2 separate regions of the Homo sapiens genome follow, and region 2 is linked to region 1. Evidence: chromatin loops called from intact Hi-C (ENCODE). Cell type or tissue: heart right ventricle. All regions are shown on one strand. Each heading gives the region's core, and the rest is flanking DNA. Links, peaks and the distances in the headings are about the cores only.

Region 1 (16,375 bases), core at 3,906-8,905:
CAACCCCTTTATGAAGAACTGTGCCTGTTCCATTCATTACATGGCTGCAGAAATCAGAAGCCCTCCCCAAGGAGTGGAAGGCTACCAGGAGGGGCAAAATCTATCCACTGTGGCTGAGCAGCTCTTTGCAAGGAGGTTTGAAGAGTTACCAGGTCACTACCTCTTGAGAGAAGGCACAGAGAATGCCTGGCTGAGACTGTTCTGCAAATGCTAGTGCTTATTGAGGCATTTCAACTCCAACCCACAGAATTTGGGACCTTTGGAGCAATCAAGGGGAAGGTGGTGGTGCTGCTGATGGCGGTGGAGAGCTCTGGACTAAACCTGTCATGATGATCCTGGATTGTTTTTATTCCAACCTCCCAGCTGACCTTGGGGACTGGATAGGTAAGTACTAAGACAACAATTCTCAGACCTCACCCACTGTGTCTTATCAAGTGCATCATATTTTCTAGCTGGGTCAGCACATGACTATTGTTTCTAACGCAAAGAAAACATAACACAGGGCATCCATTTTGCTGGAGGGAATTGACTAGGCCAGGCTCAGACACTATTGCATAGTGGGTATCTTCAATACAAAGGAAGCTGCCCCAGTTAAGGAGGCAGAACTAGGAAAAGACCGACTGAGAAGAGGCTGGGCTCTGTGTTCTCACATGCATAGGTCTCCGGGCTAGGAGGGGCTTTGGGTCACACATCCACCCACCAGATGGTCACCTGGTCATGGCTAGAGGCCTCCCTCTTCCAATTCATTTCTGTCTCTCACCCAAGTTTCCTCTTCCTGTTTTAATGTGCTAGCCCAACAATCCCCACTGAAGCCAAGAAACAGAAACTGAAAATCTTTTCCATCCCAAGTTGACAAGTCCTCACTGTCCCTTTTGCTCTGACTTCCATTTCAGTTTTACAGCTTCCAATTTGGCTCCTTCCCTCCCCAGGAAGAGAGAGAGCAGCCAGCCAGTCACTGCTTCATACATTGACCTTGGGAGAGAAGGCCCTGGGAATGGTTTCACGACATCTTTGCATCTCTCGGAAATTGGGTAGTCCTCCATTTCTATGGCCATGCTTTTTGGCCAAGAACTGTGGAGGATGGCAAGTTAGAACCTTCTAGAAAGGGGATCTGTGGGCAAGACTAGGGGATTTCCTGCCTGAGAGAAGCTCTCTGAGACTGGTATTAAGCCAGGGCAATGCACAGGTGAGGAGGCTTCCTCTTGGCAGAGGAGGCAGCTTTGGTTACTTTGAGAAGCCTCAGATCTAGGTGGGCAGAGCCTTGCCAGTGCCAGACACACAGACACCTGGATTGGTGGGGAGGGTCATGCCTCCAGGTGGCCCCTAAAGTGCACTGGCACATGGACAGCCCCTGACCCTTCTAAAGCCTCCTGTCCGAAACGGTGATTGTTTTTCCAGAACTTCTCGCTTACTTTTAGGGAACAAAAGGTAAAATTGACTTAGCAACACCTCACTTTTGAGCAGAGAAATGAAATATAACTGAGTGGTTTCGTGCATGCATGCCCTTCCTTTCCTCCGAGGGCCTGGCATGGTGCTGGATACAGGGAATCTGGCAGTTTATAGAATCAGGGAAATCAAGGGGCACTTGAGCCCTTCTCACCAACCTGCTTTTCCTTAAACATCTAACCCCTGCTTTGGGGTCCTCGAGGTTTTCACAGGAAACGAAGAAAGAGAATACACACCAAAGAAAGATCCTGGACACTGGGTGTGTTCAAAGAGTGAGATTGATTTCTTTTTATTGCCATCTTAACAAAAATACTTCGGAAGGCAATCTTTGATTCCAGCATCGGAGGCCGGGCAATTCCAGGCAATAATTAAGCCATCAGGCTGTTGGACAGGAGAGTGTTCAGTTTGAGGGAAGCAGGAACCCCCAAAGAACCACAGAATGGGGAGATGGAGCCAAAGGCACAGGGACATTGCAGTCACCTTCCATTCTCCCTACGTGGGACAAAGCTTGGCTTGGGTTTACAAGCAGCGCTCCAGGAACAGCCTTGGAAGGCACTAGATGCTGCAATCCTCCCAGCTCCCACTATGGCTGGGGGCAGGATGGGAGGGTGGGGGGTTGTTGGGTGGAGGGGTTGGCTGGGGGACTTCTGCTGGGGTCAGCTTCAGGTCAGGGAAAAAAAAGGACACAGAGCTGAGGTGCACCCAGGTCAGAGCTAAGCTTGTATCTGCCACCTGCCACTTCCCTCTCTAATGCTAAGAACCCAGTTTTCTCCCCACACTCCAACATGAAACATGAAGCTAGAGGTGTATGTAGCTAGTGCGTAGGCAGCCCGAGCAAGCAGAGGCAAGGCATGCTGGAACCTGGAATGGGACATGAGCCCCACTGGGCTCTGGATTCTTTTAGAAGCCAGGGAAGAGGTTGCCCTCCACTCCTGAGATCTGGCCCTGCCTCTCCAAGCCACTGGCTATGAGCCATAGAGCCAGGGCAGGGTGGGAGAATCACCTGCTAAATGCTAGGTGCCTCCCACCTCACCCAGGACAGCTGAGGCAGAAGCAGAGATACAGGGGGCAGAGGCCTGGCAAGGGGCAGAGGCCTGGCAAGGGGCAAGACCTGCCCCCTGCCTCCTCTTCCCACTACTCCAGATCTGGCCTCTGACAGGGGAGCTGGGAAAACCGATACCCTGGCTTCCAGTCCTGGCCCTCTCACTAACTGGCTGTGTCATTTGTCTTATACAGATGATGATGATAAAAATGATCATAATAATACCTGACTTGGCTGTCTTGAGCTGACTGTCCTGAGCCCCCACTGAGACCACCCAGACTCTGCAAGGGCGAGGAAAAGCATAAAGTGCTCTCTATGAATGCAAGACAGTCTTTTCCTTCCTCCGACGTCATCCCATTCTTCTCCCCACTCCAAAAAAGGCAAGCACAGCAGCTGAGCACGCGCACAAGGGCAAGCGGAGGGCCAAGGCGGGCACCACCCCCGGGCAAGGGAGGGTAGACCCCTCCCTGAAGGACCGACTTGACCTGCCCATCAGGCCTCACCCCCTTCAAAAGAAGCAGCATCAGGGCCTGGGAGGTCACATGTGGGAGGCCGATGCAGCAGCCCCAAGGTTGGAAAGTGGGACTCCATTCGGATGCTCCCCACTGTTGCGCCCCCCTCCCTGCAAGGCCTGCCACCACGGGACACAGACCAAGAGGAGAACGATCTCCAGGCCAAGCAAGCATCAAGCAGGTGGCTTTTCTTGCATCTTCAGCATCCGCCAAAGATGAGGGTGCGGGTCTGAATACATGCTCTGTTAGACCACAGGGCAGCGACCTGCGCTCGGTGAGGAGGTAACAGCGCCCCCAGTGTCCTACAAGGGTCATCGATCCTGTTCCTGGACACGAAAGACTGGCCCCTGTTGTGAGGCCAGACATCCCTCCTCCATGACTCTTCCTCCTAGTGCAGACTAGCTGGGTTAGAAATTGTGCTTTCTCTTCCGAGACCTGGTAGTCCGTGTGGGGGCTGATGCTGGGGAAGCTGGTGGGGGCTCTGGCAGGGGGGCTTGGGCCTGGGTGGCCTGGGGAGTGGAGCCCGTAGGGTCTGCCCCTTCTGGCCCCCGCTGAGATGCCTGAACCCCATCCCGGATCTCTGTCAGCGTCTGGCACATCTGACCGACACGGCTGGTCAGCTCGGCCATGGCCTGGCCGATGACGTGCATGCTGTTGGCCATGTCCCGGTGCACGGTCACCAGCTCCTGGCAGAACTGCCGGAACACCTCGGTCTGCTGGGCATGGACGTGGAGGAGCTGCCAGTCAAGGCCCGTGGTGGGTGGGCTGGGGTGCGGCCGAGGGGTCCTGCAGGCAGCCTGGGCCTGGGGCGAGGGATGGGGCAGGGCCTCTGGCTTGGGGCCCACCGTCTCAGACTGGTCTGAGGAGGAGGATGAACGGAGCAGGGCGGGCCTGGCCAGGTGGGCCTCTTCCTCCGGAGACCGCTGCAGAGGCACCCGAAGAGGCTGCCTTGAGGGCCCAGGCGCCTCCTCATCTTCATCATCTTGGGGGACAGAAACAAAGATGGAAAAGTGGTTACAAAAGGGAGAAGGAGGGAGGCCCAGGGGTTGGCCCTGCCCCTGAAAAACACCTGAGTATCCCCCTGCCCTGCCACCCTGCGGTCTAGTTTGGCCCCCGCCCATAGAGAAATCCACGTTCCCCAAATCCCTGAGGTGCGTGGGCCCAGCATCCCTGGGGGGAAGTTCCTCTTCCTCTCAACGGAACAGCTCTATTCTAGTGGGGAAGAGCCCAGGCCAGGGGACTTGGAGACCGTGGCCCACCGGCTGCGTGCCAACCCAGCAGCTCCTGACCTCAGCAGTCAGTTCATCTCTCTGCACCTCACTTTCTGCAATGATAACGACTGCCCTGTCTACACATCGAACCGCTTGGCTACCTAATTGGGTTGTTAAGAAGAGTCATAAACAAGATGACAAACATGAAGGTGCTCTGTAACGCTGAAGGAGCGGCACCTGCCTAAAGGTACTAAGACGCTCTTGGCCCTCTGAGCACCAGACTTTCTGAGGCCACGTCTGCATTGCTTGGGGCCATCCTGTGGCCTTGCTGGAATCTGCACACTTTTTTTTCCATAAGTTATTGGGGTACAGGTGGTGTTTGGTTACATGAGGAAGTTCTTCAGTGGTGACTTGTGAGATTTTGGTGCACCCATGACCCAAGCAGTATACACTGTGCCATATGACACAAAGGCATAAGATTGATACAACGGACTTTGCGGACTTGGGGGGAAGAGTGGGAAGGGGGTGAGGGATAAAAGACTACTAATATGGAATCTGCATCTTTAAATCACTGCAGCACATGCTGACAGGCTGAAGAAACTGGCAGGACAGTGCAGAGCAGGAGAGCCACCTCTGCAACCAGCCCTGCTGTCCCCCTGTCCCCCAAGGCAGGCTTCCAGTTCAGTCACATCGTGCTCCCATCCACAGGGGCCATCGGACAGACTGCTCCTTGCAGCCGGACACAGGGAGGGGGCCCAGCCTCTGCACATGTGGGTCCTGCTTTCTGGTGACCAAGGGTATGGGCTGATCCCTGTGGCAGGATTAAATGATGTATGGGCTGACCCTACTGACAGGCAAGCCCTCCCTGCCTGGATCTGCGGACTCAACTCAGAACCACCCCCCAGGAAGGTGATGGGGAGGACAGACAGGTTTATCTTACAGTTACCTCATGCCTCCCAGGGGTCCTGGGGGCTCACTTGGGCCAGCTTGGTAAGAGTCCTGTGTCTCTTGGCAGTGTTTGGTGGGACAGCAGCCATCCCCTGAGATCCCAGAGACCTGTCTAGCATGGCCAGTGTTGGAAGGAGTGAGACCCGGCGAGGTGATGCTGCTCCTTCCCTCCCAGGTCCCCGTTCTGCCAAGCCCCTGGCCGAGTGCTGCCGCAGCTGGCCACTGCCAGGAAAAGGAGGGCTGTGAGCCTGCCATGGGGGTGAGCGGGCTCTGCCTGATGGCACACTCGGGCTCCCTGCCAGCCCAGGTTACCTTTGGTGGCCTCATTACATTCAGTCTCAGGGAGATGGAGGGGTGAGCGGAGCAGGATGCAGGGAACAGGCTTTACTGGATGCTGACCCCCCCATTTTTTCTTATCACGGGGTGGAATCCTCTTAAGACTTAGGAAAACACTGATTCACAGGAAGCCAGCAGACCCGGGTTCAAGTCCTGCTTCTGAATTGAGCTCAGGGCCACCTTGGTTTTCAGAGCTTACTTTCTGCATTGCAAGGAAGTTGAACTAAATGGTCTCCATGTTCTTTTCCAGTCCTAAACATCTGACTCTGTGAACTGCCACCTGTCAGGAGCCCCAGCCAAACAGGAAGCAAGTGGATCACAATGGCAGGGGGCCCGGGAAGGGAAGGTGCAAGTGAGTCTTTGCAAAGCACCTTCCCATGGGCTGAGCCACGGCTGCTTCCCTGGGGCCCCTCCTGCCTGGCTCCCACCACTCACGAGCCGGTCAGGCAGACGGCCTCTAGTGGGGACTGCAGCTGGCGGGGCACGGGGGAGATGTGCAGAAGTGGAAAGGAAGGGTTGCAGTCCCTGCGGAGGCCTTTAGTGCTCCCCCTTCTGCTGAGCCCCAACTAGAACTCCAGCCCCAAGGGACACCCGCCTCGGCCGCTGGGGCCCTGGCTTCAAAGTGCATGTGAGACACAGGAAGTAGAGAGGAAAGGCAGGGACAAGTACAGAGGGAGAAGAGGGGTGGGGAGCGGGTGGCGGAGCAGCCAGGAGGATGGAGAGGGAGCTGAGAGGCAGCACACAGAAAAGTGGGGGCAGGCAGCGTGGCTCAGGCAGGGGAGTAATAATAGAGGAACAAAGCAGTCAGGACCAGACACAGAAAGGAACTGATCTTTCCATGGCCCGGCCCGGGCCTTCACAGCTTGGCCGCCTCGTCTCCAGCCCCCTCCCCCGCGCTGCTACACTTGGGCTTTCCTGGCTTCTCACTGTTCCTGGAACGTGCCAAGCGCCTTCCTGATGCGGGGCCTCGTACATGCTGTTCTCTGCCTGCGCGCCTCCCCTCCCCTTCTCCGCGCCCCACGCTGCTGCCTGGCCTGGTTAACTCTTACTCTTCACATCCTAGTCCGCTGGACTTCTTCAGGGAGCCCTCCCCAGTCCCCAGTGGAGCCAGTTTTACCCACTCCTTAACTCTCAGACAGAGCTGCTACATAACCTGCAGGGTCAAATGCAAAATGAAAACGTGGGGCCCCTGGCTCAAAAACTATGAAGAATGTCCAGATGGCGACAGCAGAGCCTGAAACCCCGCGGCCCCTGTGACTGTTCAGGTTGCATGCTCATGAAGTCAGCCCTGCTCTCGGGACCTCCTGGACTCCTGTGTCCTCCATCCCTTCGTTTCCAGTTTACTCGTGCAATTATTTAACGTTGGTTTATTCCTAGGAGTCCAGGGTCTCCCCAAGAGCAGGGCCTGCGTGGGGTTTACACACAGCTGTCTTCCCAGCTCCTAGCACGGCTCTGGCACGGAGATGCTCAGTAAATATTCGAGAATGAATGCAAAAAGGGATGGAGAGGAGAAGAGTGGGAGAAGGAGGGGAGGATGGAAAGAGTGGGCTGGACAGAGAGGGACAGGAGAGAACCAGAGGGAAAGTCGGTGGGAGACTGTGGACTGTAAGCTGGGGGGCAGGCAGCCGGCTGGGTGGCGGGGGGGACTGGTGATACTCACAGCTGGTCGAAGGGCTGTCGGTGCCATCCAGTTCCGCCCTGGGGAAGCCGCGCCCTGCACGGGCCGTGAGCAGCGCCGACTTGATGGCCCTCTCGTGGGCCGTGAGCACGATGGTGGGGGCCCGGCCCCCGGCCCCAGGGCCCGACAGGGACTGCTGCATGAAGGCCAGCTTGTCCTTGGTCCTCCGTTTCATGTCATCCCATCTGTGCTTAATGTCCTTGACGGAGCGGGGCACCTGGCTGACGGAGGTGATTTTCCGGGCTATGCCTTCCCAAATCTTGTCCCTGTCAGCATGGGACAGCCGCATGGTCTCCCTCCCAAAGAGCACTGCTTCATGGTGGGTCACCTCTGTGACAAGAATGTCCAGCTCCTCCTTGGAGAACTTGGGCTTCCTCTTACGCTCAGCCAGGTGTGCCACATTCCTTGGGTTGAATATCCCACAAAGCACAATTGGGTAAATGACCGTCAATGCAGGTGGTTCTCCTTCCTAATTGCTGGCCCCCAGCTGGGGAGCCAGGAGGCACCTGGGGCAACCTGGCCCCCACCACACCCTCCTCCTACTGAGAGGTCCCTTCCACTACTCCTCGGAGGGGAGGGTGGAAAGAAGAGACGGCGTTACATGGGAGGGAGCACTGAACTCAGAGTCGAAGGCCTTGGTTTCAGGGCCTGCTTTAGCTCTTACTAGCGGTGAGAGCTAGGGCAGTTCATGTTCAACCTTTCACACCTTATTCTCCCTGTCCAGAATAACAACCACAACTCTTCGGGTTTATTACTAAGGAGGGAAACACATCATGATGTAAGGGGCTTAAAATCTCTTAAAGATAGCAGTAAAGGATCTTATTGAAATTAGGATTAGCCCATTGCCTCTATAAAGCGATATTTACCTACAGCCCTACAGCTGAATGAATGGCTCGGAAGAATACGTAACCAGGGAAACTATTTACACTGGCTACCGTTGGGTGTAGCAGTGACAATGCCATGATTAGGGTGTGGCCACAGAAAGCTTATTCTGCCTAGTGGCTCTCTTCCCCTTCCCCGTCCCGGTCAGTTCTCCAAGCCCCCACCTTTGCATATGTGCAGGCAAACAGGTTTCCTTCCCATGGGAGTGCTTTCTTCGGGGGTGGGCTGCTGTGACTTTTTGGTAGAATTTGAGAAGCCCACGACTGTCCTGAGGGAGTCAAGTTCCACTTTGGTGGACACCAGGGGGACCTGGGATTCCCTCTCAACTGAGCAGCCAGAGGCCCTGGGCAAGGGGCACAGCATGGCCCTTCCATCCCACTTGGCTCCTGCTCTGGCTTTGGAACTTGATTTCTCCACATCGTGGCTCTGTCACCCTTTTAACTAGTGATAAAAGGTGAAAAAATCCACCCAAGAGAGGACATGAGGGTATGGAGGAAAGCTCAGAGCGCATTCACTCCTTGGTTTCCTTCTGAAACCAAGAGGGGAAGGCCGGCGGCACCAACATCCTTCAGCCCTCACCTTCCTACTCAAGCACCCAAAACACCAGGGCCCAGAAGATGGGAAGAAGGCTGGGGGCCTCATTACCCAGTCCAAGATGGTGGCAGGAATATGGGACTAGACCTGGAACTAGAGACTGAGTCTCCTTGGGCCAAGCCATGGGACTCGTGTGAACCCAGTCTCCTTCTCCATAAAACTAGGGTGACAATTCTAGTGTCACTGTCCAGGGCTATCAGGAGGACTTAATGTGGGTGTCTCAATCTTGCCACTATTGGCAGTTGGGGCTAGAAAATTTTTCGTTGGGGGGAAGGGGTGTCCTGTGTAATGCAGGATTTTATCAACATCCTTGGCTTCTATCTGATAGCATCCAACCATCAAACATGTCTCCAGGCCTTGCCAAATGCCCCCAGGGGCACAAAATAGTGCTCGGTTGAGAACCACCACAGACAGATCACCTAGATGGGGCTGTCATAAAGATAAGCTCAACACGACAGTGCCCATTCGCCTCCTGGCCCACCATTAATTTTGTTAAGAAACTAACAGAGTCCATTCAATCATCCCCAAGCGGTGCCATGACAGTGCAAAGGAGAGCATCTGCAAGTCAGAAAGAGCCACACCACGGAAGCTGGACATGAAGGGAAAGGAGGATTCCCAGGATTAACAGCTTTCCCGTCACTCCAACAGCAACAGGAGGGGCGTCTCCGTGGCAACAAACTGCATCCCTAACCCAAACCTGCTCTTTGAGTGGTCATAAGATGAGAGCCCACCAGCTGTGACTACCCAGATGCCATCTTGAATCAGGACAGGCTGGGAGCAGAACAGGACAGAAACCATGCTAGCAAGGTGGCAGTAGCAGAAACCCCCAAACCCCTGCTCACCAGTGCCCATCCAGGCCCAGGAAGCCACGCTTCACCTGGTCCCTTGTGCACAAGCAGGAAGAACACCGACCTAGGATTACAGAGCCAGGAGTTCAAATCCTGATTCTGCTACCCTGACTGTATGCTCTTAAGCAAGACCTTGCCCTGCTCTCAGCTTGACCACTGTGGCATGAAGATCTGTACAGAGCAGTGGTTCTCAATGCTAGTGGCACATCAGAATCACTAGCTTTAAAAATACCAAGGCCCAAGGCCAATCCCCAGCCCAATTAAGTCACAATCTGCGGGGTGCCAGAGGATAGATAAGTTAGTTTGGATGATAGCTCCCCTTTTTTGGGGTTTTGAGAAGGCCTTGTCCCCAGGGGGAAAGATCAGAGATGGGTGAAAGAGTGGAACAGATTCGGTTCTATGGGCAAAGCTCCCGGCGCCTTAAAAGCAATAGCACAGAAAGCCTGATTCCCAAGTGGACACACGCACGGTCTCCCCTGCTTGCCTGGAGCCAGGCTGCAGCCACAGGGCAGGCAGCACAGCAGCACAGGCTTGGGGTCCAAACTGAGCAGCCGCCCAACAGCCTGACTAGACACCACAACCCAGTGTCCCCAGACACAATCCTGGCCCCTTTGAAGGCCCATGTCAACGAACCCCTCCTCTTTCATCTGGGCCTCTGCAGCACATTGTGCCTCGGTGCAAAAACTACACTGGAAAGTCACCTCTGTGGTAGGAGGTGTGAGCCCGGGAAGGGCCAGCGGGGGTGGGGCATGGGGTGTGGTGGGGCAGGGCTGGGTGATCCACCCTGGTACCCATTTCACAGTCTGACTCAAACTAGGTGCTCAGTACACAGGTGATGAACTGTAAGTGCTCAGCTGACCTGGACCCCGTGGCAGTGAGAAGAGAAGGCAGTCAGGGTGTCAAGCCACCTCCCTGGGGCCACTTTCAGGGCAGTGTCGGATCAGCTGTGTCCAAGGAGGTTGGGGGCAGTCGGTGCTATTCTCCACACTGCAAGGCAGGGGGCCCGCTGGTCTCTGGAGCCTCTGTTCTGCACCCATCAAACGGCAATGAGAACACCTTCCCTAACCCATAAGAGGGCGAACGCTAAAGTAATCTGGGAGGTGTGAACTGCTGCTCAGCCACTCTCTGATAGGAGTATAGGTGGGCAGTGGAGCCACTGGGAAGGACACAGGAGCCCTCATCACATACTCTACGCCTCAAACCTGCTTCTCCTCATTTGCTTAGAAAGTCTCCGAGTTTAAGACAGCACACTCCTTTTTAGGAAGTTGCCCTCTCTCCAAGTACAATCCCACCATCAGCCTCAAGGCCTCATGGGTCAGAAAACTGTGCAAATGCCGGCAGAGGGCCCCAGGCCCATGGTGTGGCTGTGCCCCTGACTCCAGACATCTGAGGCTTCCTTCCCCTCCCACCCAGATCCAAATCTCCAGCCAGTGCTCCTAGGTCCCAGAGAGAGGCCACCAAGCAGGCAACAAGGCATGTCAGATCTCCCACCCCTGTCCACAAACCCCACCAGGCAGAGTCCCTCGCACATGGCACAGACCATCAGCATCACGCTGGACCCATGGTTCTGGGCTCAGCTCAGCCATCCCTGGGTGACCCTGCCTGGGGCCAGTCTCCTGCCTCCTCTGGTTGGCATTTAAGAAAACTTCTGGTGCAAAATTCTGTCCCAAACACCGGAACAGGGTAAAGTTGACACTTCAAAGTACTCAAACATAGGCAGCAACACTGTCAAAAACTGAGCTGAAGACTTTGTCAGAGCCCTTTCTTCCATGGAGGCTGTTTAAACAACTGCTGGGGCTGCACTGGGACGATTCTCACACCACCCCTGCAGGAGCCTGCTCTGAGGTGTCACAGTCCTAGGTGGGGGACAGTCTCCTCCTCCTCCCTAGGAATGCTGCCAGGAGCCTGGGGCCCAGGACCTCCAGACACACTGGCAAGTGAGCAGCCCGAGCGGTCCCTGCATCCCAACGGCCTGACCACACGCCGTCCTCTAGAGCCCCCTGATGGAGGCCTAGGGGAAAAGGTGGGTCCTTCAGAGCTAGATGCATCCAAACCCTGCAAACGGCAGCCTCCAGAAGTCTCCACCACTGGAGCTCCCACAGGTCCAACACACTCCCTTGGCTCCTTTCCAGAGGCCAGGCAAGACCCCCGGGACATCAGCAGAGCAGGGCTCACCTCATCCAGTTGGCTTTGGTCTCGTCTGAGCCATCTATGGACTTATAGCGGTTGTTCTTGTCCACAATCTGGAAGAAAGAGAAAGAGTCTAGGATGGGCCATTCTAGAGGGGTTCTCATGTCCCTGGGCTCCTTCCCAACCAGGGCCCAGGGCCTGGTCCCACCTGCTCCCTCCCCCTCCCCCTGAAATGTCACCACTGCTACAGAACTGAAATGCAGGCTGGGTTCAGAATCTCTGCTACCTGCCCTCCACCCATTCCCATTCTTCTAGAGACACTGGAGATCCTATTCTCCTAGACACACAAAGCCCTTCAGAGGTGTTTTGAATTCCTGGAAGATGGGAAGCAGATGGGACCATCTCCCTCCTCTGTCTTGATGGAATACTCAGCAACATGGCTGACAAGGGGCTTTTCCACTGGCCTCGCACTGCAACTACAAAGGCTAAACCAATCCTTCTCTCCTTACAGTTTCTGTGGGAGACAGAGGCCACTGCTGGATGACTGAATATATGTGATTTGAGAGGGTTCCTCCTCTCCCCAACCTCTAAATGTTCAAGAGCCTCAGGGTTTGAAGCTGGCTGGTTTCTCTTTCATTTCATCATCACTCTTTAATCAGAGTTCAGCTGGGTATGAAATTCTAGGCTAAGTTTTATTTTCTTTCAGCACTCTGAAGACTGCTAAAAAGACTGCCATCGGCGCAAAAGCAACAGCTGTCAGTCTAATGTTGTTCTTTTGTGGATAATCTGTCTGTGGTAAATTTTAAGACTTTCCTTTTACTCTTGATTTTCTGCAGTTTTGCTATGTGGTTTTGAAGTGAAGATTTACTTTCCTGAAATTCTCCTTACTACTTGATGAACACCTTTCAACTCCAAGACTCATATCCTTTTCAATTCTGGAAAATTCTCAGTCATTAGGCTTTTGAATACAGCTTCTCGGCCATTTTCTCCATTCTCTTTCAGTACAATTTCTGTTAAACACGTATGGCAAAAAAAATTAGCTGGGTGTGGTGGCGGGCACCTGTAGTCCCAGCTACTTGGGAGGCTGAGGCAGGAGAATGGTGTGAACCCGGGAGGCGGAGCTTGCAGTGAGTCAAGATGGCACCACTGCACTCCAGCCTGGGTGACACAGCAAGACTCCATCTCAAAAAAAAAAAAAAATTATGGGAGTAGCTCAATATATCCTTCATGTCTTTTAACTACTCTTCCATATTTTTCTCTTTATTATTCTGGGCACTCTCTGGAAAAATATCTCAGAGCTCTCTTCCAGTCCACTAATTATCTCTTTGGCTGTGTCTAATCCGGGGTTTCTCCCATCTACTGAGGTTTTTCCAACTTTCTTTGTTTTTTTTTTTAATGAGTACCTTTATTTTGATGAATATTTTTCATTCCCAGAATTTTTAATTAGTTTTTTTTTCAGGTCCACCCTTTTATACATCCTGCCTCTTTCTGTTTCATAGTGACATGTTCCTTCTTTTTCCTTTCTAACAGCTTTATTGAGGCATCATTGACATATAAGGTACAACTTGATAAGTTTTGACACATGAGCTAGATCAGGGTTGGTCCCCTGAAGACTTGGTGAAGCAGAGCCTGGGAGAACTCCTGGGAGATGGGAAACAGATGGATAGTCACCATGCCTAGACTCCTACCTAACCTAGTGCCATTCATAAGCCTCCATCGTTCTCTTCAAAGCAGCAGAGAAGCCCTTTATCAATGTAAATCAGATCATGTCCCGCACCAGCTCAAAATGGCATCCACTGCACTTACAATAAAACTCATATTTATGGCCACAGCCTTCATACCCTACAGGCCTGCCCCCGAACTTACCCTGGGCCTCTCACTTCCTTTTCACTTTTCTGCAGCCTTGATGCCCTGAGGGTGAGCCTAGAGCCTCTTTTATCTACCCTTAAAAATAACAATAATCATGAAATATTTCAAGCATTCAGAAATTATAAAGAAGAATGCAGCTGACAACCCTGTGCCCATCAGCTAAAGCCAAGAAAAATTAACACGAGTTATATTTGTCTCAGGCCTCTCTCTCCTTTTGCTTCAAGAAAATGCTGAGATGCAGTGGAAGACCCTCTCTGCCTCCAACTTCTTCTCTTTCCTTTCCTCCCTCCAAGAGTAACCACCATCCTAGAGATGGTGGGAAGCCTTCCCATTTTTATGACACAAGGACTTTTCAAAGAGCAACATACAGGACTGTTTGCATGTGTGTAAAGTTTACAGAAATGGCACCCAAGTGAACATATCCTTTTTCAATTTTTTCCCACTAAGCTTTGAATATGTGGTCCCTTCTTAGCTTTTGGGTCTCAGATTATGTGAGTTTGACAGAAGAAGCCTCTCCTAGCCTTGACCCTAAAGGAAGTTCTTCCTGGCCATACCTCATCCCTGGTCTATCATGGCATTATCTCTGTTACATCATCCTGTAACTTCCCTTAAGAGCCCTAATTGCAGTGAGCATTTTGTTGATATCTATTTGTCGATTTGGTAACTGACTGCCTCCCTGGCTAGACCGTAAGCTAATGAGTGCAAAGCACGTGGCTGCCCTGATCACAATGGTGGCCCTGGTTCCTAACGCAGGGAGGGCATGGCACATGGTGGAATACTGGTTGAATGAAAGAATGATGGGAAAAAGAGCCTTTTAAGTAAAAAGCAAGTTAAAGAGAAAAAAATTGGTTAAGTGTGATGCTCACACCTGTACTCCCATCACTTTGGGAGGCTGAGGCCAGAGAATTGCTTGAGGCCAGGAGTTTGAGACAAGCCTGGGCAACATAGCGAGACCCTGTCTCTACAAAGAATTTTTTTTTTTTGAGACAGAGTCTCGCTCCATCACCCAGGCTGGAGTGCAGTGGTGCACCTCGGCTCACTGCAAGCTCCGCCTCCCAGGTTCACGCCATTCTCCTGACTCAGCCTCCCAAGTAGCTGGGACTATGGGTGCCTGCCACCATGCCTGACTAATTTTTTTTGTGTTTTTTTTTAGTAGAGACAGCGTTTCACCGTGTTAGCCAGGATGGTCTTGATCTCCTGACCTCGTGATCCGCCCACCTCGGCCTCCCAAAGTGCTGGGATTACAGGCATGAGCCACTGCGCCCAGCCTCTCTACAAAGAATTTTTTAAAAAATTAGCCAAGTGTGGTAGTGCACGCCTGTGGTCCCAGATACTCAGGAGGCTGAGGCAGGAGGATTGCTTAAGCCCAAGAGTTTGAGGCTGCAGTAACCCATGATTGTGCCACTGTACTCAAGCCCGGGTGACAAAGCAAGATCCTGTTTCTAAAAGAAAAGAAAAGAAGAAAGAAAGAAGGAAAGAAGGAAGGAAAGAAACAAGAAAGGAAGGAAGGCAGGAAGGAAGAAAGAAGAAAAAATTATAAAATGTTAAGATTTTAGTAAAAATGAAATGAGTGCTATGCTGGAGCCAGCTTATGTTGACTGAGAGCCAACTGTTAAATTTTCAGGAATTTTGTGAACCAGTTGTCAAACACAGCCATTATTGAAAAACTAAATGATATAAACTTACAATTCAATAAATGATATATTTTTAAAAGGCAATAAATACTCAAAACTTAACCATTCCCAATTATTTTACTACATTTGACTGATGATTTTCTATGCTCTCTAGGGTACTGGCCTCTACTGTAGCTGCAGAGTAGAAATACCATACAATAGTTGCGATTGCATATTTCTTCCCAATTGCACATTCAGTGATTTCATGCTAGTAGCTTGAAATCAGCCATGGGGGGAGCATTTACACCATGGAAATTGGCACATTGCCTCACCATCACCATCACCATCACCATCAGTTGTAAACATCTACCAGCACACCACTATGCATGTTTACATGAGCATAGATAGTCTAGGAGATACACATCAAAATCTCAACTCTCATTACTCTGGAGGGGAGGAAAGAGGGAAGCAGGGATGCTTTTGCTTAATTTGTCTATAAGACTGTACTGCCTTTGTGTTTTAAAAATCTCAGAAAACTAAAAAGAGAAAACATGCAACTCAAGCTTCCCCTTCCATGGCAGTTTCCCCAAGTGATGCTCCAGTCTGCAGGGACCCTCCCCTGGAATCTCAGAGAACCCTGGATTTTATCATAACACTACTCCCCCTACATTATCATTTCTGATTGCTCCCCTGTCTCCTGGGGGAAAAGAGAAGCATCTCTAGTTCCTACAGCCAGTAGTAGGAGCACATGGAGGGTAGTAAGAGCCATGGAGCCAGAGGAATTGGCTAGAATTTCAGCTTCACTGCACACAAGCTGAGTGGCCTTGGGCAGATCTTTGCTGACCATGCCTCAGTTTCCTTATCTATAAAATTGGATAAAAACCAACCTTGTAGCACTGCTGTCATAATGGAAGTGGAAGACACTCAGTGAACAGTCACTGTTAGCACTGTGATCATAATCGGGATTATTAAGAGTTCAAATATTAATTACTAATTTGGGGTGGTGGGAGGCCTGTGGTTCAACACTGAGTTGTAATCAGTCTTGGCAGTTTCATCTGGACAGAGAGGACTGGGTGAGGGCTGTGAAGGACATAGGAACCGCCTGAGACCACTGTCTGCTGGGTTCAGGTCTAGAGCTTTTCTGACAGGTGTTTTTGGCTTATCTTTCCCACCAATTGGGATTGTCTCATATCAAGCATTTATTCACTCATTCATTCATTCAACCAACAAATGTCATGGAGGGAGAGGCCACAGTGACAGGCTCTG
Region 2 (16,375 bases), core at 4,880-9,879, 65 kb before region 1:
GCGGCCAGACCCATGGGTTCCTGCCTCTGAATTTCCTCATCACCCTTGTCTGCACAGGCTGCCACTCAGCCCACTTCTGGGACCTTTCATAGAAAGTCCTCCTTTCGCCCAACCTAAAGAATTGGGAGTAAGAAAGGAGAACTGCTCTTTTCCCCTTGCCCCACGGCTCAGTCCTGTACCCCTACCATTTGGCAGGCACCCGCCTCCTGTTTTCAGAAAGCCTTCTTTTTCATGGCCTAGTTTTCTCCCAACACAGTGTTTACCTTGCTGTGCACTTAAGTGAGTCTTTTCAAATGCCAGAGAGGTCCCCTGGGTGACCCCAGTGCTGTACCTTTGAAGCTAACACATGGCCAAAGGCTTTATTGAAATTGCTTGGCCCTCAGCAGGAGTTCCCACACCAATTTTTTTTTTTTTTTTTTGAGGCAGAGTCTCACTCTGTCGCCCAGGATGGAGTACAGTGGCATGATCTCGGCTCACTGCAACCTCCACCTCCTGGGCTCAAGTGATTCTCCTGCCTCAGCCTCCTGAGTAGCTGAGATTATAGGTGTGCACCACAACGCCTAGCAATTTTTTTGTATTTTTGGTAGAGGTGAGGCTTTGCCATGTTGGCTAGGCTGGTCTCAAATTCCTGAGCTCATGTCATCTTCCCACCTCGGCCTCCCAAAGTGCTGGGGTTACAGGTGTGAGCCACTGCGTCTGGCCCCCAGGCCCCTTCTGTCCATATCCCCAGCCACCCACTGTCACATGTGATCAAACTCTACAATCCCATCCTCTTTCCAGCAGAGTCGGGATCACTGAAGTGGCTTTCAGTGGAACTCTAGTAGATTAGTTCTAAGGTTTTACAAAATAATATAAATAAGTGCTGAATTTCTTTCTTTCTTTTTTTTTTTGAGACAGAGTCTTGCTCTGTCATCCAGAATGGAGTGCAATGGTGCAATCTCAGCTGACTGCAACCTCTGCCTCCTGGGTTCAAGCAATTCTCTTGCCTCAGCCTTCCAAGTAGCTGGGATTACAGGCACCTACCACCATGCCCGGCTAATCTTTTGTATTTTTAGTAGAGATGGGGTTTCACCATGTTGGCCAGGCTGGTCTCAAACTCCTGACCTCAGGTGATCCGCCCATCTCGGTCTCTCAAAATGCTAGGATTACAGGCGTGAGCCAGCCCTCATGGCCTGAATTTCTATCAAACAATATATGTGTAGTGGAGCCTTCTCCTTAAGATCAGAGAATTTTTCCTTCATTTTCCTTGTATTCTTGACAATGTCTGGTATGGTGCTGAGCACATGGCAGTGTTTTGAATTAAATCATTATCTTGTAACCTAACACTGAATAAGAGAGGGAAGACACAAAGGAGTGCATACTGTTAGGGCTCCACTGACACAGGATTTGAAGCCAGCACAGTTTATTTATGGTGTTACCCTGGGGGACAGGAAATGACTGCAGCGGGTAGGAGAGCTTCTGGGCTTTGTTCATGCTCTGCCTCTTGACGTGGGTGCTGGTTACAGAGGTGTGTTTACTTTGTGAAGATGCATCCAGCTCTACATTTATGATTTATGTACTTTTCTGTCTGCAGTTATACGTCAGTAAGGTTTTTATTAAAAAGTGTCATATTGTGACATGTTTGTGAACATTAATTGAGTACCAGGCCAGTATTTTTTTATTGCCAGGAGGACTTTGGGGCCATATTCAAGAGACATGAGCCTCCTTTTTGTGTTTTTTTTAATAAATTGCTTCTTCGGCCCTGTTTGCTTTCTGCTGTTTCTCCCATGGCCACCTCCTGTGTGCTGCATAAAGGATTCCCCCTGGGGATTGGGACGTTAAGACCATCAGTGTGGTCCTATTAGGCCTCCTACCTCTTCTCCTCTTCCTTAGTCCTCTAGAGCAACGCCTTCTCTGATTGTTTCTTTTAATTCACACATGTAAGAGTGAGGATGGACAGATGCTGCATTTCATTAGTTAAATAGTTCATTCATCAAAGATTAATGAGCACATGCTAGGCCTTGGGATATGGCAATGGAAAGACAGACATATGCTTTTCTTGATAAATGGGGAGACAGACAATAAAACAAGCAATTGCCATGATCAGGGAAGCACAGGGTGCCATGGGAAACCCAGGGTGGGGGATATTACTTCCGTCTTCAGCCTAAAGTAGAATTTTCTCCAGTGCAGGTTGTTTTTTCTCCTGAAGTCTCCCCTGTACCTTAATGATGATAGGACGCCCCATGAATTGCTAACCCCACTCCTGGAACTGATTCAACTCTGGAAGGCTGTAAGGTCTGACCTCCATGGATTCTCAGACTTTTACAGGACTCATTTTCTAGCTTACTATTAGCTCATCTCTTGCCTGGTGAACTCACCCATTCATATAAACCACCACCACCACAATGAAGTATTTCCATACAGTAATAAATAATAGTGATAGAATAGCTAACATTTATCAAGTTCTTTATATGTGCCAATCACTGTTCTAAGCATTTTAACCATATTAAAATGTTTTTTGAGACACAGTCTCACTTTGCCACCCAGGCTGGAGTGCAGTGGCGTGGTCATGGCTCACTGCTGCCTCGATCTTCTGAGCTCAAGTGATCCTCCCACCTCAGCCTCCCAAGTAGCTGGGAATACAGTCATGTGCCACCGTACCTGGCTAATTTCTTTTAAATTTATTTTTTGTAGAGAGGGTCTCACTATGTTGCCCAGGCTGGTCTTGCACTCTTGGGCTCAGGCCATCCTCCTGACTTGTCCTCCTAAAGTGCTAGAATTACAGGTGTGATCCACTGCACATGGCCATAACCATATTAATTTTAATTATCACAATAGCCCTATGAAATATGCATAATTATTATTTTTCATTTTGCAGAAGAAAAGTAAAACACAGAAAGCTTAAGTAACATATTCAGTGGGAGAGCTGGGAATCAAATTTACAAAATTTGGCTTCAGAGCCCACACTTTTGACGACTAGGTTGAAGATTAGCAGAAAAAAGTAGTCAAAATTTTATTTGAGCCATTGTGTTTCCCCAGATATGGCATAAAAGTGTCTATAAATACACATCTTTGTAGGTCAACTTCAGAAACCTTTCCCAATGCTTTCGATTGCTTTGCTGCCGCCATCACACTTCAGGCATTGGGTGCAGCCCAGGGCCCTCCACAGAAATTTTACACAGTAAACATGTTTGGGCTGGTTGCTTAGCAACGTGGAAGACAGTATGAATTTTTCATCAAGAAATTAGCATAGATTCTTTCAGGGAGATGAGCACATACCCGCTGGAAATACTCTTCAAAGCACTCACATGTGGACCCCTAAGCCTGTGTCCCTCAGTCTTTTTTCCAGTGACAGGTCTGACCTGTCCCATCTCCCTTCCTCCCCTAGTTCCTTCTTTGGGTACAGTTTGTAGATAATTCAGATACATGGCTCTTCTCTTCATGGAATTGATGATTCACTAGCACCTTTTGTTAATTCTAGCAGAAAACAGTGCTGCATCCTTTCCAGATTTTCAGATACTAGTCAAGTTGTGAGGAGGTACCTGGGGCACAGGAGGAGGGATAGAGAGGCCATTGGATCATGACGAAGGAAACACCTGAAAGACAAACCAGAGGGGGCCCAAGCAAAGGCAGAAGGAAGAGAAGAGACCAGCAGGAGAGGGAAGCATCAGACCCAGAAGACAAAGAGGAGAAAAAATAAGACACAACCATTCCAGGATCAAAGACCTACGAGAGCAATCCGAATATGTGGAGACAGTCCCTTTGTTGTCCACACTGACCTACAATCTCCCAATAACCAGCAGCAGTTCACCTCCCGCTTCCACCTTCTTCTTACTGTATTCAGTACTCCCAGGGCTTATTTCTTGCTAAGAAACAAAGGGAAAATCTGCTCTGAGGATGGAGGAGAATAGCTTCATAGAAGCAAGTTTTAAGAACTAAGAGATTCTATACGTATGTATCAGAATCAACACACGTGCACACAAAGGGTCCCCTATAACTAATTTGATAAGAAATAATGGAACTAATAGAGTTATAAAGGAAAACAGGTGAAAAAGGTGGGTTCCTCCCTCTTTCTTCCTTGGTTGTGTTTATTGAATAACTGTGTGCCAGGTACTGTGCTAGGAAGTGAGGATACAGTGGTAACTACCCTCTTCCCAATGACACAGTGACCCATCTTCAGCTCTCACAAAGCTTATGGTATAATGGGGCAAACCAGAGTTTATAGAAGAAGAGGGCAAATAAATGAAAATGTGTGCTGGTGGTAGGTAACCTGAACAGAAGGTTCTGTTGCTTTGTAAGTGTAAGATGAAGAGCTTTTACAAGAGTACCTTACAAGATGAAAGCTTTCCTAAAGAGTGATGGCCAAACTGCGAGCTAGAGTTGGAGAAGATCTTAACCAGGGCAAAAGGGAAGGATGTTGGGGGCTCCACACAGAGAAATGAGCCTGTGCAAAGGTCCTGTGGCAGGAGGAAGCCTAACATTTACGAGGGCCTGGGGAAAAGCCAGTGTGGCTGAAGAGTAGAGAGAAAGGGAGATCCTGGTGAACAATGAGGCTGGGGAAATAGGAAGGGGCCTGGATGAGCAGGGCATTGTAGACCATAGACAGATTTATTTATTCATGCATTCATAAATCAAACATTTATTAATGTCTCCAGGAGGGGCATTGAGCTACGTACTGATAAGGTGAAGGTTACCATTATTTTCAAAGCTTTTTTTATTCAGGTGAAATTCACATGACATTAATCACTTTAAAGTGTAGGATCAATGCCATTTAGTATATTCACATTGTTGTGCAGCCACTACCTCCACCTAGTTCTAAAACATTTTCCTCACCTCAGAAGAAAACCCCTCATCCATTAAACAGTCACTATTCCGCCCTCCTCCAATCTGTTTTTTGTCTTTATGGATTTGCCTATTCTGGACACTGCATATAAATAAAATCATATGATATGTGGTCTTTTGTGACTGGCTTCTTTCACTTAGCATCATGTTTTCAAGGTTCATCCACATCATAGAATGTATCAGTACTTTATTTTTTATGGCTGAAAAATATTCTGTTGTATGGGTACATGGCATTTTGTTTATCCATTCACCCATTGATGGACATTTGGATTGGTTCTACCTTTTGGCCATTGTGAATAGTACTGCTAAGTACATTCCTGTAGAAATATTTGAGTAACTGTTTTCAATTCTTTCAAGTATATACCTAGGAGTGAGATTGCTGGGTCATATGGTAATTCTATATTTAACATTTTGAGGAATCGCTAAACTGCTTTCCACAACAACTGCACCATTTTAATCTCCACCAGCAATGTATGACAGTTCCCATTTCTCCACCTCCTTGCTAGCAGTTGGTATTTTAATTTTTATTTATTTTATTTATTTTTTTTTTTTAAAAAGTCATCCTACTGGGTGCAAAGTAGTATCTCTTTGCGGTATTTTCTGAGCTTTTAATATCTAAAAAAAAACCCCAAATTCTCACTTTTAAAATATTCATCAGTAGCTGGCAAGTTTTTTTAAAAAAATTTTTATTATAAGTTCTGGGATACATGTGCAGAACGTGCAGGTTTGTTACATAGATATACATGTGCCATGATGGTTTGCTGCACTCATCAACCTGTCATCTACCTTGGGTATTTCTCCTAATGCTATCCCTCCCCTAGTCCCCCACCCACTGACAGGTCCCGGTGTGTAATGTTCCTCTCTCTGTGTCCATGTGTTCTCATTGTTCAACTCTCACTTATGAGTGAGAACATGTGGTGTTTGGTTTTCAGTTCCTGTGTTAGTTTGCTGAGAATGATAGTTTCCAGCTTCATCCATATCCCTGCAAAGGACATGAACTCATCCTTTTTTATGGCTACATAGTATTCCATGGTGTATATGTGCCACATATTCTTTATTCAGTCTATCATTGCTGAGCATTGGGTTGGTTCCAAGTCTTTGCTACTGTGAACAGTGCTGCAATAAACATACATGTACACGTGTCTTTATAGAAGAATGATTTACAATCCTTTGGGTATATATCCAAAAACCACAGTAGCTGGCGAGTTTTCAACAAACATTTGCTGTCTGTATTGAGCAACTATTAAAATGAGTCCACATGGGCAACCCGTAAAAACATTTCATTGTTCATGAGTCTCGTGAGAGGAATGGAGTGTGTGTGCAGTAGTCCTGGCTGCCCTGTTCTTCCAGCAAGTTTGCACCTGCTGCTCTGTCTGTCAAATATGTTATTATTGTCATCTTTCCCATTCTGTTCCCCCAAGCTTTAGCCCCTCATGGGTCCCACTAAAATTCCCCCCAATACCCAGGCCCTGCAAACCCCATCTAATTGAGGCAGTATTTAGGGTCTTTCAATATTTCCTTACCAGGCCAGTGTGATGCCTGGAGGAGCCTTGCCCCTCTCCAGGGCCAGTTGCTGCCCACACAATGAACCTTCAGGAGGAGTTCAATAAGTCCCAATTCATTAGATAAAGGGTGCTGTAATTGCCTTATGTTATAGAAAAGTCCTGGGAGATTTTTACACACTGCTTAAGAATGTTACAATGATATTTGGGGAAGTTGATTGTGGTTTTGGGGTAGACTTGGAATGCATTATAATTTTTCCCTTAAAATAATGGAGTACCAGTGCCTGCTTTCTGAAATCTGCTAATCACCATGTTTTTAGGAACAGATCAGAGTCAAATAATGAGGGGGAGTTGCATATATGAATATGAATGAAAACAAGCGTAAAGGAGAGAGGGGTCCTGTGAGAATTCTGCGAAATTGAGTCAGTCCATCTGGCATAGACCCTAGAATATTTTGACATATTTCATTGATTCCTCTCCCTATCCCCACCTCCACTCATTAAGTCCAAGACATGCTTTTTCTGTCACAGAAAGTTGAGCAGGACTTAGCACATGGCAAAGAGAAGTGAGGAGACATGTTGAATGACTGAATACATTGATGAATGGATGGGTAGACAAATGAGGAGGTAGGGATCTGTGGGGCTGCCACCTCTGCTTGTAGCCAAAATGAAAACCACAGGCACAGAGAAGCAGGGGAGGGTGCTGAGTCCACCGAAGGATCTCTATGCTTGCCTTTAGTGATATATCAAGAAATCAAGACCAGCAGGAAGCATGTGGCAACTTCACTTTTTACAGGTTTCTCTCCTTTCAGGTCTCTGTTCATCTGGCTAACGTTAGAGAGAGTTTTTTAAATCTTCACCTGCAAGGCCAATGAGGTAATACCCAGGGAGATGTTTTATTTGGAAGAGCATTATAAACCACACAGGTTGGACTCTCTGGTAAGAACAGCACGATGTAAAGGCTGTAGGTTTATTGAGGCAGGATTGCAAAGACTTTGCTTTTCAAATAGAATTAAGAAGGATGTTTTGGAAAAGATGGTGTTTGAAGATGCAGATAAGGTTGGGTAAAAGCGGTTTGGTAAGGCAACTGGAAGAGTTGATTGAAACAGCTGCAAGTGTAGAATATCTTCTGTTAGCTTTAAGCTTATTCTGCATTTCTGAATGCCCCCTGCACCCTGCTTCTCAGAGCATATCGCGGAGCATCTTAAAATACACTTTGATTTCCAGCACAGTCACTTCACATAGAGGAAAGGGGAAGCTATCAGAGAGGAATACAGTGAAGGCAGTGATGTGACATGAGGAGAAAATATTCACATGATTTGGAGGGTTTCTTTGCACATTCTTTGCAATGCATCATCTAATGATCTCGTCTCTTACTTACTAACAAATGGAGCAGATTCTTTAAGTGGCAACATGACTATCACCCTTTGCAAAACAGCCTCCATACAAAACACATAGAGACAAAGAACAGAAAGGAATGAACGTGAGGTTAGGTGCCTAGCCTAATCCCACCACATTGTAGCCTTGCATTTGATTTTTGGGTACCCATTGGAGTTAATTTTAGGTAACAATCTTTGAGACTACTCGAAAGAAAAAATTAACTCAGAATGAAAATGTTCACTTTTATAATCAAGATGCTGAGCTAAAATGGGAATCAAATGAGACTCAAAAACCTGAATTTGAATTCAGACTCCACCATCTCCTAGCCAAATCACCACAGCCATTCTGAATCCCACTTTGCTCATTCATGAAACAGGGATTCTACAAGGTTCTCTAAGGTTATATGGAAGAATGAATGAGATGACACGTATGAAAGCACCCAACGGATTCAGCACTTGCCTTTGATCAAAGGATATTTTTAAGAATCTGTTAATTATTTTCTTATTTATCCTTTACCAAAGCAATGACTTGTCTATTCACCATGCGGGAAAGAAAAAATTCATTAACAGTATTCCAGACGTGATAAATGAAACGTGTCTGTTAGAATGAAAAGGGGAACATGAACATTCCACTTCTAGGATGATTATTCATTCAATAAATATGTCTTGCATACCTGCTATGTGCAAGGCACTGAGTTAGTCCTCGGGACAGTGCAGTGACAAGGCAGAACCCATCCCTGACCTCATGTCGTTAATATTCTAGAGGGAGAGATGTTCATCACACAGTTATACACAGAATGTAGTAAGTGCTAGAAGTCATCTCCTTGTGCCTCCAGAACCCCCTAAATGCTCCCCCGTCAACCCCAAACCTACTTCTTCCCCACCCCCTGCTCCAAGCCTATCCCCATTTTCTCCCCCTCCACACCCTGGCCCCAGAAGGCCCCCACCTATCAGCTGCATTGACCAACTCCTCTGCCTTTTGGCATCAGGTGGAGTTGGCCCAAAGGAGATCTGAGGACAAGAGGAGTGTGAGGGGCCTTCATCACCCCTGCTCCCTCCCTGCTAGGTGCCTGGGGGCTGGCTACATCCTCAGCTGAAAGGCTCAGATCCTGTCAGGCCACTGTCTCCCTTCGGCACCCTGTCCTGTTTCCAGTGACCTCTCCTGCTTCTTGCCCCTTCAGGCCTAGGGATGGTAAGAGTGCCCAGCTCTCCCAGTCCCTACATACTCGCCATTCCTTGTTGCTTTCCTTAACCCTCCATACATTTGTAAATACCTGCTTTATGAAACTCTCCTCAATTACCCAGTTATAATGTGCCATCTCTTCCTGCAAAAACCCTTATTGATAGCATACTCAAACCATGTTAGCTATTATTACCAACCCTAATGATTAATAATAATAAAGGAAGAGTCTGTGAGTCAGAGGAAGTGTGCCAATGAAATTGGCAAAACTCAGGACCAACAGTGATAACACCCTCTATTTGCACAAGGTTCTATTGTTCAGAAGCCACTTTCGTTTTCCCATTTGATTCAGCATCTAGCCTGATGCTTTGTGCGTCTTGAAGCCTTTAATATCTGCTTGCCAAACAGACACACCTGCAGGTAGGAAGCTCTGGGGCTGTTATTCTCATTTCAAAAAGCCTGGAGTGAGCTGAGGAAAAATAGTTCTCATTTATAGTAATTTGGAGCCAGGTACTCTGATATCACTGACCTTCCATGATCAAATCATATTTTGGGACATTTTGTAGACTGTTTGATTGTCAGCCCATGTAACACAGAAGGAAATCTATTAGGTTTGCATCTCATTTAAAAGAAGGAACAGCTAGATCTATGGATGATACTGACTGGCTTTGAATCTGCCAAAATGTCAGCTGGTGGAAGAATGTTAGAAGCAGCACCTTAATGGCCATCCCTTGAAATCTGCTTCCTGACTAGTCATGAAATTCACACAGAAGAATCACTTTGTCGCCCAAACATGGCAGAGACTGCAGACATCCAGTGACACACAGGGGTTCTGCTTTTTTCTTTCTTTCTTTCTTTCTTGTTATACTTTAATTTCTGGGATACATGCGCAGGACATGCAGGTTTGTTACATAGGTATACACATGCCACAGTGGTTTGCTGCACCCATCAACTCATCACCTATATTAGATATTTCTCCTAATGCTATCCCTCCCCAACCACCCCACCCCTGACAGACCCTGGTGTGTGATGTTCCCCTCCCTGTGTCCATGTGTTCTCATTGTTCAACTTCCACTTATGGGTGAGAACATGCAGTGCTTGGTTTTCTGTTCTTGTGTTAGTTTGCTGAGAATGATGGTTCCCAGCTTCATCCACGTCCCTGCAAAGGACATGATCTCATTCCTTTTTTATGGCTGCATAGTATTCCATGCTGTATATGTGCCACATATTCTTTATTCAGTCTACCATTCATGGGCACTTGGGTTGATTCCAAGTCTTTGCTATTGTGAACAGTGCTGCAATAAACATACATGTGCAGGTGTCTTTTTTGGAAAGGGAAGCCTGAGAAGTTATAGTTGAAGTGTATTTTTCTTGAGGCAGCTCTCACTCTTGGATTCCTCCCTTTCCCCAGCACATGGTTCCCCCAACCTGGGTTACCCTCACTGTGTCTCTGTGTCTCCAGGTTGGTTTTCTCACCTAGTTTCCTCCACATCCGTCCATCCCTCCTGTATGAACCTGCTGGTTTCATTTACTGAAAACACTGTTTTGCTCATGTCATTCTCCTACTCACAAACTGTCAACGTTTCTCCATTGTTTATAAGATAGAATTCAAGATTTTTTTGCTTGGCATTCAAGGCCCTTTATGACCTAGCCTCACCATTCCTTTCCAACTCCATTTCTCCAACCCCAGCCTTCCTCTCCAGCTGACTCACCATGTCCTAAGCATGCTCCCCTCTGGATGCACACTGCTGCTGTCCTCCCAATTTGAGATGCCTCTCTCTCTCTCTCATTGTTAATCATCCTTGAATGCTGCATTGAAGCCCCTCGTCCAGGAAGCCTTCTCTGATCACATCAACAATGAAGAGTTCCTCCTTAGGTCTTATGTAGCCTACAGTCCAGGTATTTGGCTTTTTAAGACTGTCTTCTATTTTTATCTATCTTTTCATAAGTTTGAATCAGAAATAGCAAATGTCTTTCATCTTCCATATCAATTCCTATTAATGGATAGTAGCTTCCTGGAGCCCTAAGCTGAACAAACACCCTGTGTCTGAGCTCAGCAGGAAAGAATGCTTCGATCAATTAGCTGAATCTGCCTTGAGCACAGGGTAGGAGAATTGTAGCATAAGCACCTAGTATCTCCCCTTTATGGAATATCTCATCTCTACCATGGGATGGTAAACTCTCTGAGGGTGGGGACTTACTCCTGTGTCTCCCATGGTATGTAGGGTGGGTGAACAGGTGATTGGCAGGCAACAAGTATGTTCTGATTTCTGTTTGACAGCAATATAATGTGGAGCGGTTTGACTTAAAACCAATATATAAGGAGAATCTAGTTAAAACAGCCTCTGTCTTGGTTTTGAAATTGCACTTTATATCTCGGCTGTTTTTTCAACTTCCAGGTTAGAGATTGATGTGCTTTTCAAGTGCTGCATATAAGTGGATGGATGTCTTAGATTAGTGGTTCCCTGCACTTTTTTTCTACACTGCATCACCTCTAATGGGTGATAGTCACATGGGTTTGATGGTTTTGTAGATTTACCTCCTTTCTCTTCCATGAAGAAAAGCTTATCAAAATGCAAAAGTGTGAAAGAGGTCTTATTATAAGGATAACCTTGAATATATGTTAATCAATTTTTAAATGGGTACAAACTCAAATTTTTGTACTTTATTATTTATAATATATTGGCACAATAATGGTTATAGCAGTTGGCCTAGTTAATGGTTTCATCAATTGCCTGAACACCATAGAATCATGTAATCCTATAGCTTCTCTGAAAGAACACCCTAATTTCAATGCCAAGGAAACTGACATAAAAACAAACTTTTCAGCCTTTAATACAAAAGTGACTGTCTTGGGAAAAGAACATTAAATTAGAAACACAAATTAGAAACTAAGAAAAAAAAGTCTAAAGGATTCAAATGAACCAATATTAAACAATTGTGTTCCTATCTGACAGAAGTTTTCAATTATGCAGAGCTGAGATGCTTCTATACACAGACTCAGTTTAACAGGAAAAATGTGAGCCCCTAGTAAACCAGTACAGTGGGACAGGAGAGGGGGCAGAAGTGGAAATTTTGGAAAGCAAACTCAAATTTTGGGAGTCACAGAGACCATGCTCTGAGGTGAAACACATTGCTGACAGCCTTGTTGTGGCCACTGGAGATGGGAAAATAAGGGTAGGGTGGCTGGAGTGAAAAGGCTGTGTTCAAGTCCAGATTACTGACCTTTTAAAATACATCAGTTTATGAGTGTTGATGAGATTACAACATGGTCTTGACATTGCCTTTGTTCAGGGCACAAATGAAACACATTTCCCACACAAAGAATGTTTTGACATCTAATGATGTGACACCTGCCAGAAAAGCAAAAACAATGATTCAAACTTTTCCATTTTCAACTGTGTAGTTGTTATCCAGAGACACAACCCCAAGAAACCACAGACAGTATAGTATACAGGTTAGTAGCACTAGCTTTGGGGTGGACAAAGGTTCAAAGCCCAATGTTTTCATATATTAGCTATGTGAGCTTGGATATGTTTCAATCTCTCTGAGCCTCAGTTTCCTCCTCTGTAGTAAAAATAATTAGGTTATTTTTTATTTGTTAATATTAGGGTATATAGAATAGAGAAAATATTAGGCACTTATCTATAGTTGCGTGAAGATTAAATACAATAAAGTTTGTGTTGTGCATTGCAGAGCATCTGTTACATATGAAGTTTACAGAGGTGGTGGCCAAAGGGCTTTGTGATGTGACTGCTGAAATAATGCAGGGGCCACCTACAAGAAGGAAATCTCTAGGTAGGATCTTGCCATCTTGGGGTTTCCAGTCCCACGGAGTTTTTTGTTTGTTTGTTTGTTTGTTTTGTTTTTTTGTTTGTTTTTTTAATAATTGTTTTAAAATTTAGTTTCCGCCAGAAATGTTGGGATTGCAGCAACATTCACCCTCCTCCTCTCATTGGGTTTTAGCTGTATTGCACCTGCGGACTGACTGTACTCTGGACACAGTGCAAACTTTCCTTCTGCCATCTTGGCGGAATGCCCCTCTCCAATTTCTCTACCTGTCAGACTTCAGGGTGCCCAACCCAAAGTCAGCGTCTCTATGAAACCTCCTGCAGCTCTCCCTTCTTCCCTTCCTTCTCCTACCACCCTCCCCTTCTCCAGGTAAAGCTTGGTTTGCTTCTACAGACTCTGCCTGGTGTTTTACTGTTCTCCATCATAGTTATTACTCTAATAATCCCCCTCCTCCCCACTCCCTGCAACCAGCACACATACAGACTGTGCGTCGGGGTAGCAATCAGTGTTGGCCATGCCTTTTATCCCATAAAAGGCTCTTAATGTTGAATGATGATTGATGGAGTGAATGAGTGAATGGCTAGGCTAGGAGGGTAGAGATGGGACATCCTTCCTCCAGCCCCACTGGCTTCTCCTTATATCTACTCAAGACCTGGGAATGACAACAGACCATTGTGTCTTCCCAGGAAGGGAAGGATGGGGCCAAGCTGGAAAGCCTGTGGGCTCCACAGTCATGTGCCTGGGTTCAATTCCCAGTTCTGCATCTTATTAACCATGTGACTTCAGACTTAACCCTTCTGTGCCTCAGTTTCTTCCTCTAAGTGGGGATGACAGTAATGCCTCCTCATGAGGCTGTGAAGTTTAAATGAAACCGAATGGGTAAAATGCTCAGACTTGTATCTGATACATGGTAAAGCTGCATATGATGGGTTTTCTTTTTCTTCAAATTTTAGCTCAGGGACTTTTCCCTGACCCTCAAATTCTTAGTAGAAACAACTCCTGCGCCCCACCCCCACCCCCCACCACTCAACCGACCTCATTACCATCTGTCCCGGTCTCGACAGCACTTATTCCTAAGGGAAATAGCTTTTTGGGTCCCCTGGCTTCTTGCTGTCTACCCCACTGGAAATGTCCACTCCATAAGGACAGTGATCAGACAGTGTTGTTCGGGCAGTTGGCCATTGTTGAGAGGTTTAATCATTGTTGAATGACAAACAGCAGATAAAACGTTTGCGTTAGGGCTGGCTGGTATTCCTGTTGTGTCTCATCCTGGCCGGGTTGGGAGGGGCAGCTGCCAGCAGGGCTTACCCACCAACAAATCTCCAAGTCGGTCACATCAAGTACCGGCTGGAGGCAGTGAGTGCCCTGGGCCAACCACAAATGGGCTTTTTTAGATTTCAAAATAATCACAAGGGAAAAGGAGAATAGGAGGAGGTGAGCTACGAGGGAGGCGGATTTGAGAAAGGATTGGGGGCACAGACTCGGAACAAACAGGAGAGGAGGTGTTGGAAGGGATAACAAAAGATGGTACAAGGGTAATGTCGCCATGGAAACACTGCGCCGCCTGGACTGGAAGCCAAGCCTCCTCTTCAAGGTGGATTTCCCCTTTGCAGAGTGAACTGTGTCACCTCTCTCCCACTCCCAGAAATAACTGTGGATTTGCCTAAGGGCACATGGCTTCACAATTCTTCAAGCAGGCAAGACGTAGAGGACCCTGGTGCTGGCAGCTTCCTAGGAGATGGAGGCCTAGCAGGCAAATCAGTGTTGCCGGGGGGAGCTGAGCGGACTCTGAGACAGGAGGCCGTGCCTGTGAGCAGCTTAACATGAGAGAGGGGGTGTCTACCTCTACCCTACCTGGATGTTTGGGGCTCCCCCAAATCAGGGTGTTCCCAAGCAAGGCGTCCTTAGGCTCCACCTAGAACCCACCAAGTCAAACCTCTGGGGGGCCTGGGAATCTGAACTGTGCACTCCCCAAATGAAGCTGATGCACGTCAAAGTGTGGGAATTGGCGCTGACAGTCCCGTTTCCCTGACTGATGGGCATGAAGGGGCAGCATAGTGGGTGGTGGGACCAGGCAGCGTCCTGGGCATCCGCCTTAGGGGCACAGAAACGTGGAGGAATGGTCAAGGCTCACTAGAAATGGGAGGCGGTGGCTGAAGTGGCGGGAAGGCAGCAGGGCCTGGTGGTTCCGCAGGGGATTCTGGGGCGAGTCAGCCTGGGTCTGAATGCACCCTCTACCGCCCCCTAGCGGGCCAAGACTTTTGGCACAGAACTGAACTCTACGGACTCAGTGTCCTCGTCTGTAAAATGAAGTTGACAATATTTGTACTTCCTATAAGGTTATTATGAGGATTTAAGAAGTTTATGTTTGAACAGTGCAGGGCACAGGTAAACAAGGCCACAAGGTGGAAGAGGCTGGGACCCTAAGTTTGAAAATAAACGGCCCTTTTCAGACTGTGAGAAATCAACTTTTATTGTGTTCAGCCTTGAGGTTTAGCAGTTGGCCTTCCTTGATGAATACAAGTCTGTTAATAAGTGACTGGCTAGCCATGAAGGTTCAGTTAGTTGTCAGTATCTGCTAGGACACAATTGGTTGGGTGTGCCTTCCTCTACAGAAGGAATGGGCACAGATCAAACCTTTGGACTGGTTAAGAGCTGTGCCCCACATTTTCTCCAGGAAAATTTTCTCTGCAGTTGGAAGTGAAATTTTGATAAACTTCTAAGCTATCTTCAAAGGATAGCGAGGCTGTTCCCACTCAGCCTCTAGGAGTTGGTCCTTCTCTGGAGGCAAAATGAGCAAAATGAGGATCTCTCTCAGTTTCTTACAGCTTGATGTAATGGACTTAATGCCTGTTGTCCAGACATTAGGATGTGTGTATGTGTGTGTGTGTGTGTGTGTGTGTGTGTGTATTTGAGAGGGAGTGGAAGGATTATGGTACCAGACCTAGAAGTCATAAAATAAACAAAAGAAACTTTTCCTTGCTGGTAGTAATTTAAAACATTTTAATACTAAAACAATCATATGGAATCAAATACAAAGACTCATATGAATTTGTAAGATAGAATTGGAGATTTGGAGAAAGATCCCCAATTGCTCCTGACTGCTTCCTCTTCCCTAGAGTACGTGTCAGCTTCTGCCTCTGAGGCTATTTGGAAAGAAAGTTTGAGAAATACTGGTTTAGAGACCAGTGGATCCTAAATGTAGGTCCACAGCCAAGTTCTGGGCTGATTGTGTGCAGGAATCACTCAGCAAACTTGCTGAGCATACAGATTCTTCAACCACCCCAGAAAGCCCAATTCAGCATGTTACTCAGAGGTGCATGTGTGTACAAGTATCTATCTCTCTCTCTATTTTTATTGTGATGTAATTTGCATACAGTGAAATATACACATCCTAAGTTTACAGCTTAATGAATTTTGACAAATATGTATCCCTCAGGCTGTAACCCATACCCCTCACATGCCTCTTCCCAGTCCATTCTCCCCAAAAGCAGTCACTGTTCTGATGTCTATTACCACTGATGAGTTCCACCTGTCATAGAACTTCATCTAAATCAGGGTTTCCCAACTTCAGCCCTAATGACATTTTGGGTTGATAATTCTTTGTTGTGGGGGAATTAGGGAACGAATGTGTGCCCTCGAATTCATATGTTGGAATTCTCACCCCAAAGGCTATGATATTAGGAAGTGGGCCCTTTGAGG

Evidence for each region. Hi-C counts contacts between places; a loop is a spot of excess contacts. Peaks named below come from ENCODE experiments on the same cell type or tissue, not always from the same donor. Only the 100,000 strongest peaks of a DNase experiment are listed, where the experiment ranks them.
Region 2: it touches region 1 in a loop (2.8-fold over the local background); 3 of 110 quality-filtered maps call a loop at or near these places.

Annotation. Positions count from the first base shown.
Region 1 is chr11:45,200,076-45,216,450 of GRCh38, reverse strand. PRDM11 (PR/SET domain 11) reads right to left here. Exons shown (of 8, transcript NM_001384648.1): 5 at 11,673-11,740. Among named protein-coding and RNA genes, the nearest start is that of PRDM11, 62 kb to the right of the region's middle. RefSeq lists enhancers at 2,507-3,368, 3,369-4,231, 4,809-5,555, 5,556-6,303, 6,304-7,051. In heart right ventricle, for the core only: no CTCF peak of the experiment used is centred there; a DNase peak (open chromatin) is centred at 6,420; H3K4me3 peaks cover 1,185 bases; H3K27ac peaks cover 1,909 bases.
Region 2 is chr11:45,265,711-45,282,085 of GRCh38, reverse strand. The region is part of intron 1 of SYT13 (synaptotagmin 13); the gene reads left to right. Among named protein-coding and RNA genes, the nearest start is that of SYT13, 12 kb to the left of the region's middle. RefSeq lists an enhancer at 14,661-15,161. In heart right ventricle, for the core only: no CTCF peak of the experiment used is centred there; no DNase peak of the experiment used is centred there; H3K27me3 peaks cover 773 bases.